Linked DNA regions of Homo sapiens: region 2 is linked to region 1. A link is an interaction called in ENCODE POLR2A ChIA-PET data of the cell type or tissue named here. Cell type or tissue: GM12878. All regions are shown on one strand. Each heading gives the region's core, and the rest is flanking DNA. Links, peaks and the distances in the headings are about the cores only. Region 1 overlaps ATF7IP2 (activating transcription factor 7 interacting protein 2). Region 2 has its middle 88 kb from the start of ATF7IP2.

Region 1 (5,382 bases), core at 154-5,153:
TTCCTCAATCTCAGTTTTGGATTCCTCTTTGCAAGTATATGGAAATAAAACAGATTTATGTACACTGATCTTCCATCCTTCAACTTTGTTGAACTGGCTTTTATCTTTAATGGTTTGTGAATCTCTTAGAATTTTCTACATATTAAATCATGTTATCCGTGTATATTTTACTTCTCCCTTTCCAATTTCGATGCTTTTATTATTTGAAAAAAAAAAATGGGCTTCATTTTCCTGACTAGATCCTCCAGTACAATGTTGAATAGAAATGCCAGGAGGGGTCCATCTTGTTCCTGAATTAGCAGGAAAACCTCCAATCCTCCACTATGATGTTAACCGTGGGTTTTTTTACAGATGCTTTTTAACAAGTTAAGGAAGTTCCAAACTTTCCCTATTGTTTAATGTTTTTATCATGAAGGGACACTGGATCTTATCAATGCTTTTCACTATCTCTTAAAAAGATCATGTAGCTTTGTTCTCTTTGATATGGCACTTAACATTAAAGATTCTTGCATGAGAAATTTATTTTGCATTCCTGAAATAAATCTCACTTGGTCATGGTGTATAATCCTTTTATGTTAATTTCAAATTACTAGTATTTGGTTGAGGATTTTCACATCTCTATACATTAAAAAAACATCGTTCTGCAGTTTTCTTTTCCTATAGTATTGGGGTCTGCTTTTGGTATCCAAATAATACTAGCCTTACAGAATTATTTCAGAAATGTTCTGTCCTCTTCTATTTCTTGAAAGAATTGAAGAACTGTACCTTTAAATGTTTGGTAGAATTTACTAATAAAACCATCTGATTTGGGGCTTTTCATTTTGTCCTAATTCCACTGCTTTGTTTATGTTTGTTCAGATTTTCCTCTTCTTCAGTCAGTTCTGGCAGTTTTGTGTCTTTTTAGGAATTTGTCTGTTTCATCTATTAAATGGAGTACCATACAATTGGAATTATTCTATAGTATTCCCTTATAATTTTTTTTTTTAACTACTGGAAGGTCAGAAGTAATGTCCCCTCATTCATTCCTGATTTTAGTAATTTGAGTCTTCTCTCCCTTTTTTGTGCTCAGTTTAGCTGAATGTTTAATTTTCTTGATCGTTTAAGAAAATGATTTATGGTTTCCTTTTCTATTTTTGTCTATTCTATTAATTTCCACACTAATTTTTTCCTACATTCTGCTGACTTCAGGCTCAGTTTGTTCTTCTAGTTCCAGTTTTTCTTAAAAGGTCTAGGTTACTGATTTGAGGTCTTTTTTAATATAGCATTTATCACTATAAATTTTCTAAGAATTGCTGTAATTGTACCCTCCAAAACCTTTGATATGTTTGTCTTCATTTTCATTCACCTCAAAGTATTTTCTAATTAACCTCATGATTTCTTTGACCCATTATTTAGGAGTGTTAATTTCAACATATTTGTAAATTTCTCAAGTTTCTTTTTAGTACTGATTTCTGATTTTATTCACTGGTCAGATAATGTTCTTTCCCATAATTTCAGTCCTTTTAAGTGTGTTGGTTTGCTTCATGGCCTAGTGTGACTATATTGATGGATGTTCTACATACACTCCAAAAGTCTATTCTGCTGTTGTTGGGTGGACTGTTCAAAGATATCTCTTAAGTCTAGTTGGTTTAGTGTTGCTCAAGTCGTCTCTTGTCTCACTGATTTCCTCAGTTTTCTATCCATTATGACAGTGTTGTATTGAATTCTCCAATTATTACTGAACTGTGCATTTCTTCCTTCAATTCTGTCAATAGTTGCTTCATACATTTTGCTGCTCTCTTAGTAGGTGCATATATGTTTATGATTTGTATGCCTGAGGCACCAACTCTTCTGTCATTATAGAATGTCCCTATGTATCTCCAGCAATACTGTTTCAGTATATTTTGTCTGAAATCAGTATAGGCACGATAGCTTTACTATGGTTGCTATTTGCATGTTGTATCTTCATCTATCCTTTTACTTTCAGCCTATTTGCATCTTTGAATCCAAAGTCTGTCTCCTGTAAACAGCCTATAGGCCAAGGCTGTTTTTCCCTTCAGTATGAAAATCTCTGCCATTTCATGGGATTGTTTAATCCTTTCACACCTGACATTACTTGGTTGTTTTTGTTTGTTTAGAGATAGGTCTCTCTATCATGCACAGTGCTGAGATCAGAGCTCACTGCAGCCTTGAACTCCTGGGCTCAAGTGATCTTCCCACATCAGCCTACCAAGCAGCTGGGACTACACGTATGTGCCATCACACTCAGCTAATTTTAAAATTTTTTTGTAGAGACAAGGTCTTACTATGGTGCCCAAGCTCATCTCAAACTCCTGGCCTCAAATGATCCTCGGCCTACCAAGGTGCTAGGATTCCAGACATGAGCCACTGTACCTGGCCTTCATATTACTATTGACATACAGATGCTGTGTGACTTGCAGTAGTATTACATCCCAAAAAACCTATCAGAAATTGAAAATATCCTAGGTCAAAGATGCAGTTAATACAGGTACAACTAACCTACCGAGCATCATAGCAAAACCTAAGCCTACCTTAAACATGTTCAGAACACTCATATTAGCCTACAATTGAGCAAAATAATTTAACCCAAAGTTGATTTTATACTGAAGTCTTGAATTTCTCATGGCTTTATATTCTACCGAATGCCTATCACTTTCTGTAGCATCATAAACTAAAAATCATGTCAAATCACAATTCAGGGTCCACCTGTAGCTTGATTTATGTCTGCCTTTCACTTTTTGGCTTATGTCTCATGCCTTTTGTTCTATTCCTTTACTGCCATAGGATTTTTCCAATGGTGTCTTTTTTTTTTTTTTTTTTTTTTTTTTTGAGACAGAGTCTCACTCTGTCACCCAGCCTGGAGTGCACTGGCATTGAGGCAATCTCAGCTCACTGCAACCTCCGCCTCCCAGGTTCAAGCAATTCTCCTGCCTCAGCCTCCCAAGTAGCTGGGATTACAGGTGCCCACCACCATGCCCAGCTAATGCTTGTATTTTTAGTAGAGAGGGGGTTTCACCATGTTGGCCAGGCTGGTCTCAAACTTCTGACCTCAAGTGATCCGTCCACCTTAGCCTCCCAAAGTGCTGGAATTACAGGTGTGAGCCATCGCACCTGGCCTAATGGTTTCATTTTTAAAACTTCATTTTTCTTTTCTTTTGGAGACATGGATTCACGTTGTTGCTCAGGCTAAAGTACAGTGGGCATGAACACAGCTTACTGCAGCCTCAACCTCCGGGACTCAAACAAGACTCTAACCTGACCCTTCAAGTAGCAGGGACATCAGGGGCGCCCATCACACCCAGCTAATTTTTTTTTTTTTTTAAAGACAGAGTCTCACTATGTTGCCCAGGCTGGTCTTCAACTCTTGGGCTCAAGAAATCCTCCTGCATTGGCCTCCCAAAGTGCTGACATTAGACAATTTATGGGCCTGTGCCTGGCCTATAAATGGCTAACATTATGTTTATAATTTTTATATCAATGTTAATGAGAGATGGGTCTATTTTATTGGGTGTTGATATCAAAGGTTTGCTGACCTCATACAAACTACAAAGTCTTTCTAGTCTCTGAACAATTTCTGTGTGAATGGTGTTATTTTTCCTTAAATATTAGAATAATTAACCACTAATGCCATTTGGGCCTGGGGTTAACTTAGTGGTAAAGGTTTTCCATTAAAATTGAGGTAGAACCAGCTGGGAGCAGTGGCTCACACCTGTAATCCTAGCACTCTGGGAGGCCAAGGCTCAAACAGCCCAGGAGTTCAAAACCATCTTGGAGATGTCATCTCCAGTTTAAAAAAAAAAAAAAAAGGCCAGGCGCAGTGGCTCATGACTATAATCCCGGCACTTTAGGAGGCCAAGGCATGTGGATCACCTGAGGTCAGTAGTTCAAGACCAGCCTGACCAACATGGCGAAACCCCATTTCTACTAAGTACAAAAATTAGCTGGGCATGGTGGCGGGTGCTACTTGGGAGGCTGAGGCAAGAGAATCACTTGAACCTGGGGGGTGGGGGTTGCAGTGAGCTGAGATCTTGCCCGTTCACTCCAGCCTGGGGAAAAGAGTGAAAATCCGTCAAAAAAAAAAAAAAAAAGATAATACAACCATTCATACTTTTTATATCTTTTGGTGTCAATTTTACCTATTTTTCCATTTCAACACAATTTAAAATTTGTCAACACAAAGTTCTTATAGTATTCTCTAATTGTATGTGTAATACCTGTAGTGCTGTCCCTCCTTTTCTTTTTTTTTTTTTAAACAGAATCTCACTCTGTCACCCAGGCTGAAAGGCAGTGGCACGATCTCAGCTCACTGCAACCTCCACCTCCCGGGTTTAAGCAATTCTCCTGCTTCAGCCCTCCAGCAGCTGGGACTACAGGCGTGCACCACCATGCCCAGCTAATTTTTGTATTTTAGTAGAGATAGTGTTTCACCATGTTGGCTAGGCTGGACTTGAACTCCTGACCTCAGGTAATCCACCTGACCTGGCCTCCTAAAGTGCTGGGATTACAGGCATGAGCCACTGCACCCGGCCTCATTCTTGATATTAGTGATGTGCTTTTCTCTTTTTCTTGATCATTTTTATTAAACATGTACCAAGATTGTCAAAGTCAACAAAAATACAAAAAAGACAAAAAGAGGCTGTCAAAGTACTTTAAGTTTGCTAGCTTCCTATTATACAGTGTTCCATTTCATAATTTCCTGCCATATTCCTTTTCTTTTTTTATTTGACACAGAGTTTCACTCTTGTTGCCCAGGCTGGAGTGCAATGCAAGATCTCCGCTCACCGCAACCTCTGCCTCCTGGGTTCAAGTGATTCTCCCATCTCAGCCTCCTGAGTAGCTGGGAGCCACAGCGCCTGGTCTTTTTAAAATTTTTATTGCCCAGGCTGGTCTTGAACTTCTGGGCTCCAGCAATCCACCCACCTCAGCCTCCCAAAGTACTGGGATTACAGGTGTGAGCCCCCACGCCCAGCACATTTTTTTTTTTTTTTGAGACAGGGTCTCTCTCTGTGGCCCAGGCTGGAATGCAATGGCGCGATCATAGCTCACTGTAACCTTGAACTCTTGGGCTCAGCAATTCTCCCATCTCATTCTCCAGAGTAGCTAGGACTACTGGCGCATGCTACTGCACCCAGCTAATTGTTTTTCATAGCGATGGGGTCTCATTATGCTGCCCAGGCTGGCTTCAAATTCCTAGGCTTAAGTAATCCTCCAGTCTTGGCCTCCTAAACCATTGGGATTACAAATGTGAGCTACAATGCCCTACCCTCCTTCTGCTTTCTTTGCGTTTGCTTTGCTGTTCTTGTTGCAGCTTCAGGTAAAAACTCAGATATTTTTTCAGTCTCTCTTTTTCCTTTTCATTTTTAGAGTCACACTTTGTCACCC
Region 2 (5,382 bases), core at 293-5,292, 95 kb after region 1:
CCCCATCTCTACTAAAAATACAAAAATTAGCCAGGTGTGGTGGTGTGTGCCTGTAATCCCAGCTACTCGAGAGGCTGAGGCGGGAGAACTGCATGAACCTGGGAGGCGGAGGTTGCAGGGATCTGAGATTGCACTACTGCACTCTAGCCTGGGTAACATAGTCAGACTGTCTCAAAAAAAAAAAAAAAAAAAAAAAAGACTAGCTTTTAGAGAATGGCAAGCAGTTTGCGCTATGGTTAGGTAACCAAGTATTTCACAGTTTCCAGACCCGATGATTTTATTGATTATGCAGAAGCTTCTGTAAAATAATTTTTGTTTTTTTGTTTATTTTTTTGAGACAGAGTCTCGCTCTATAGCCCAGGCTAGTGTGCAGTGGCGCCATTTCGGCTCGCTGCAACGTCCGCCTCCTGGATGCGAGTGATTCTCATGCCTCAGTCTCCAGAGTAGCTGGGACTAAAGGCGTGCACCACGATGCCCGGCTAATTTTTGTATTTTTTTAGTAGAGATGAGGTTTTGCCATGTTTGCCAGGCTGGTCTCGAGCTTCCGGCCTCTAGTAATCAGCCCACTTGGGCCTCCCAAAGTGCTGGGATTACAGGAGTCAGCAGGCGTGCCCAGCTTTGTATTTCTTTTATAATAATGAGAACTAGTTAATAAAAATAAGTGAGCTTCTGGCCTTGATACAAAAGCATACAATTACAGTTGGAGAGATATTTAGAAGAAATTCAGCACAATCCAAGCCAAGATATATCATCAAATAGAAAAAAGAAAAAAAAGCAGTTGAAGATTCATTTGACTACTATGATACTGTTTGGGTTTTAAAATTATGTATAGGATATAAATATACCTATGTAGGTGTGCATATAGAAAGATAGAGCTACGTAAAAAGAGAAACAAATTAGAGAAGCACACATCAAATTGTAAATTGCAGTTATCTCTTGAATTTAGAAATGCGGAGGAGTTGCACTTTCTATTTTATTTATTTCTGTAATGATTTTATTATGATATTGACTCATATTTTAATAAGCAGAAAAAACAATGTAGATAAAAATGGAAAGATTCCAAGTAGTGTTTTAATTCCTTCTGTAACAGCTCTAGCACCCAGACTCTGAATAAATAATTTTTCTTTCTTTCTTTATTTTTTTTTTGAGATGGAGTTTTGCTCTTGTTGCCCAGGCTGGAGTGCAATGGTACGATCTCGGCTTACTGCAACCTCTGCCTCCCAGGTATAAGCGATTCTTCTGCCTCAGCCTCCAGAATAGCTGGGATTACAGGTGCCTGCCACCATACCCAGCTAACTTTTTTTGTATTTTTAGTAGAGATGGGGTTTCATCATGATGGCCAGGCTGTTCTTGAACTCCTGACCTCAGGTGATCTGCCTGCCTCGGCCTCCCAAAGTGCTGGGATTACAGGCGTGAGCCACTGCGCCTGGCCAATAATTTCAATAGAGAATTCATTCATTTCATACATGCTGGAGAAGCATGTACGAAAATACAGCCATTGTGCTGGGCCCTGGAGATACGAAGATGCAATACATCCAAAAAGGTCTTCATATTGGAGCCCCAAGTAGTGAAACTAGGGAAAGGAGGAAGAAGGAGATAGGCCAGGAGGAAGAGAATGAAGAAGAGAGTACTGTTACCAGCGCTCTCTCCTATCACTTTCATGGTTATAGCCCCAGCACTTTGTTTTGTTTTGTTTTTGAGATAGGGTCTTTCTCTGTCACCCAGGCTGGAGTGCACTGGTGCGATCTCAGCTCACTGCAGCCTCGACCTCCCAGTCTCAGGTGATCCTCCCACCCCAGCCTCTCAAGTAGCTGGGACCACAGGTGTGTGCCACCACTCCTGGCTAACTTTTTTTGTTTGCTGGTTTATTTTTTTGTAGAGACAGAGTTTCGCCATGTTGCCCAGACTGGTTGTGAACTCTTGGTCTCAAGCAATTGGCCATGCCTCAGCTTTCCAAAATGCTGGGATTATAGGCATGAACCACTGTGCCAGGTCTTGCCACAGCATTTTGGCTAGTGGCTGGCACATAGATGCTCAGTAAACTTGTTCAACAAATGAGTAACAGAGAAGGAAGAAATAGTGAATAATCTGATATGTCAGACGGAATGGTCATTCCACCAGCAATGTAAGGAAGAAACAGAGACAGGTTAGAGGAAGGCAGTGGCAATGTCAAGTAGAATTGTGGGGACGGAGGGCATGCAGAACTCAACCTCTGGGAGGAGAAATAGAAAAGAGAAGCTATAACTTCTCATTCTTAGGCTGCCCTTTCTTTTGTGACAGCCTCTATCTTGCACCTGCCACTCATTGGTACTTTGCTACATAAAGAAAGGTTTTATGCTGTTCTAGTGATTAGAAAGTTCATGATAATTATAATAATTTCCTTTGGTTCTCTTGAAATTAGTCTAGATATGAGATTTCATTTGGTGTACCTTTTATTCAACTATACCGAGCTGGCTTTGATGATGCAAAACACAAAATAGTTAATTATCAATTATAACAGGACATTTACATAATTACCAAGCAGACCCAAATTGAGTTCATCCTTTTAGAATGAACTTCAAAAGCTGGCTTTGAGTTTCCTCATGATTTTCTTTACTTCCCCAGTTTCCTCACAATAAAATTGTGTTACCCTTATAATGGCATTTTGAAAAAAATAGACCGAAAAAATAAATCAATGATATATTTAACTTTTTCTGTTCTAATCACTCTAAGAGTTTTGGGACAATTGAGTATCACCAATTGAAGAAAAAAAAAAAGAAAAAAGAAAAAACAAAAAAAAGAATTTCCCCTGTTACCACAAAAGAAAAGAGACCATATCCTCCTCCTCTTAGAGTATTCCTGAGAGAAACCTAGTGGTCGTAAATTCTTACTTTAATCTTTTGGTGTGTCTATAAATCTCTTCAGAGGCAAGTAAGCCTCTTGCCAGATTTACAACCCAGAAACATTTTTTTCAAAGGTCTTGGATTTATCCCCTTTGAAATGCAAATGTCTGAGGCAACTATATCTTGGTCACCCAGTCACTGTGGGCGCCTTTCTCTGAACTAGCGGAGGTGGTCATGAGAAAGGAGACCACTCCTCATGTTGTCTTATACTTAATTTCTTGTTTGCTGAAAAGGTAGAAGTTAAAAGAATAAGCAGAAGTGAAATTCATAGTCAGACAGCCCAGCGTCACATTTCGGGCCTGGTAGTTAAAATTCAACCCCTGACCTCACTGCTTGAGTTATCTATAGATTCTAGACACTGTATGAGGAAGCGTTGTGAAACTCCCTGTTCTGTTCTGTTTCGTTGTGATTACTGGTGCATGCAGCCGTCAGTCACCTACCCCTCGCTTGCCCAATCGGTCACGACCCCCTCTTCATGCAGTCCCTTTAGAGGTGTGAGCCCTTAAAAGGGACAGGAATTACTTATTCAGGGAGCTCAGTTTCTAGGACTTGAGTCTGCCGATGCTCCCAGAAGAATAAAGCTCTTTCCTTCCACAATCCGGTGTCTGAGAGGTTGTGTCTATGACTCCTCCTGCTACAGTTAAAGAAATTTTACTAACTTTCCAGTCCACTTCAAGCCCAATTTTTTCACCATTGTTGGGAGTCAGAAACCGATACCCCAAAATAGGGCACTCTGATGGGCCGAACTGAGGAAGACCTAAGGTCTCTCTGACCTCACCCACCTACTTCTCATCGCTCAGTCCTCCGTGTCTCCCAAAACACAGGATGAAGTTGTTCTCTGAAGTTCCCTTATCTACCTAAAGCCCGGACCTGAAAAAGAAGAAAACAATGACCCCGGTCCCTGAGTTTTCATTAGCTGAACTCACATCGCAGGAAGACTGACTGAAGTCTGCCAACACACCTGAACAGACTTGTCACAAATCATTTTCTGCTCTGCAGACCCAACAGACTTTGTTCTGAGCCACTGTGTGTTCTCTAAGCCCATTGAATTCCCCTAAAAATCCTTTGTGGCTGGGAGCTGTGGCTCACGCCTGTAATCCCAGCACTTTGGGAGGCCGAGGCGGGTGGATCACCTGAGGTCAGGAGTTGGAGACCAGCCTGCCCAACACGGCATAACCCCGTCTCTACTAAAAATACAAAAATTAGCTGGGCATGGTGGTGGGCACCTGTAATCTCAGCTATTCGGGAGGCTGAGGCAGGAGAATTGCTTGAACCCAGGAGGCGGAGGTTGTAGTAGGTGGAGATTGCGCCAGTGCACTCCAGCCTGGGCGACAAGAGCAAAACTCTGTCTCAAAATAATAATGATAATAAAAATAAAAATCCTTTGCTATTCTCCTAAAATCATTCACACTTTTCCATGATCCTCTCCCCTAAGAAGTCGGATATAGAAGAATCTGTATCCCTTTGGGATATTAGGCCATCACTCTGCGATCCTCCCCAGCACATGCTAATAAACGTGTATGCCTTTTCTTCTATCATTTACATTTTGTCAGTTGATTTTCAGGGAACTTTCAGAGGGCGAAGGTTTTATTCGAATGGATAATATCCCTTAACTCGTACATGATCTATTGGAATAAAAAAACTTTAGCCCCTAAACATAATGTCAAACTCCCACATAGTCAGTGCCAGCTGGATAGGAATGAGATTCTCTACTTTGCTTCTAGAGGTTGAATTTTTTTTTTTTTTTTTTTTTGGAGACAGAGTCTCACTCTGTTGCCTGGGCTGGAGTGCAGTGGCATGATCTTAGCTCACTGCAACCTCCACCTCCCAGGACCAAGCGATCCTCCCACCTCAGCCTCCTGAGTTGCTGGGGCCAGAGGTGCATGCCACCATGCCCAGCTAATTTTTGTATTTTTTGTAGAGATGGGGTTTTGTCATGTTGCCCAGCCTGGTCTCCAACTCCTGGCTTCAAGTGATCCACCCACTTTGTCCTCCCAAAGTGCTGGAATGATAGGTGTGAGCCACCACGCCCAGTCTCAAAGTTTCAATCTTTCAGGCAAAGATAGAGAAACCCTGCACTTGAGAATCCTAAGGTTTAACTGAGAACCAGGGGCAGTAGTTTCAGCCCAGCCACTGAGGAAGGGTGGGAACAGACCCTGAGGCACACTACCTCTCAAAGGTGATCAGTTTCATCCTTCAGGAAGAATTGGTTAATCCTTTCCATGTAAATTACCATCACATTCACTCACCCTTAGCTGGGCAGTGTTCCTGGGATCTTTTCTTCCCACTTCAAGAAAACAGTGGATCAAATCCCCAACCAACATTAATATCCTACAAATCTCTGCCAAAAATTTGATTAATTTCTACCCCAAAGCTCCACAGACAAATAGTGCAAGAAGAATGCCTTGGAGGGTTGCAACCACTTTAATGAAACCTCCCACTCCGGATCATGTCTTTTTGAATACACAAATAAGGCCATTGCACCAAATAGATGGCAGAT

The links. ChIA-PET counts read pairs that join two places held together with the same protein. Peaks named below come from ENCODE experiments on the same cell type or tissue, not always from the same donor. Only the 100,000 strongest peaks of a DNase experiment are listed, where the experiment ranks them.
Region 2: POLR2A ChIA-PET joins it to region 1 with 5 read pairs; 5 of 35 experiments call an interaction of 5 or more read pairs at or near these places.

The regions. Positions count from the first base shown.
Region 1 is chr16:10,390,763-10,396,144 of GRCh38, reverse strand. All of the region lies in intron 1 of ATF7IP2 (activating transcription factor 7 interacting protein 2), which reads right to left. Among named protein-coding and RNA genes, the nearest start is that of ATF7IP2, 7.4 kb to the right of the region's middle. In GM12878, for the core only: no CTCF peak of the experiment used is centred there; no DNase peak of the experiment used is centred there.
Region 2 is chr16:10,295,459-10,300,840 of GRCh38, reverse strand. No RefSeq gene overlaps it. Among named protein-coding and RNA genes, the nearest start is that of ATF7IP2, 88 kb to the left of the region's middle. RefSeq lists an enhancer at 3,004-3,053. In GM12878, for the core only: no CTCF peak of the experiment used is centred there; DNase peaks (open chromatin) are centred at 2,127 and 3,260; H3K4me3 peaks cover 1,030 bases; H3K27ac peaks cover 2,767 bases.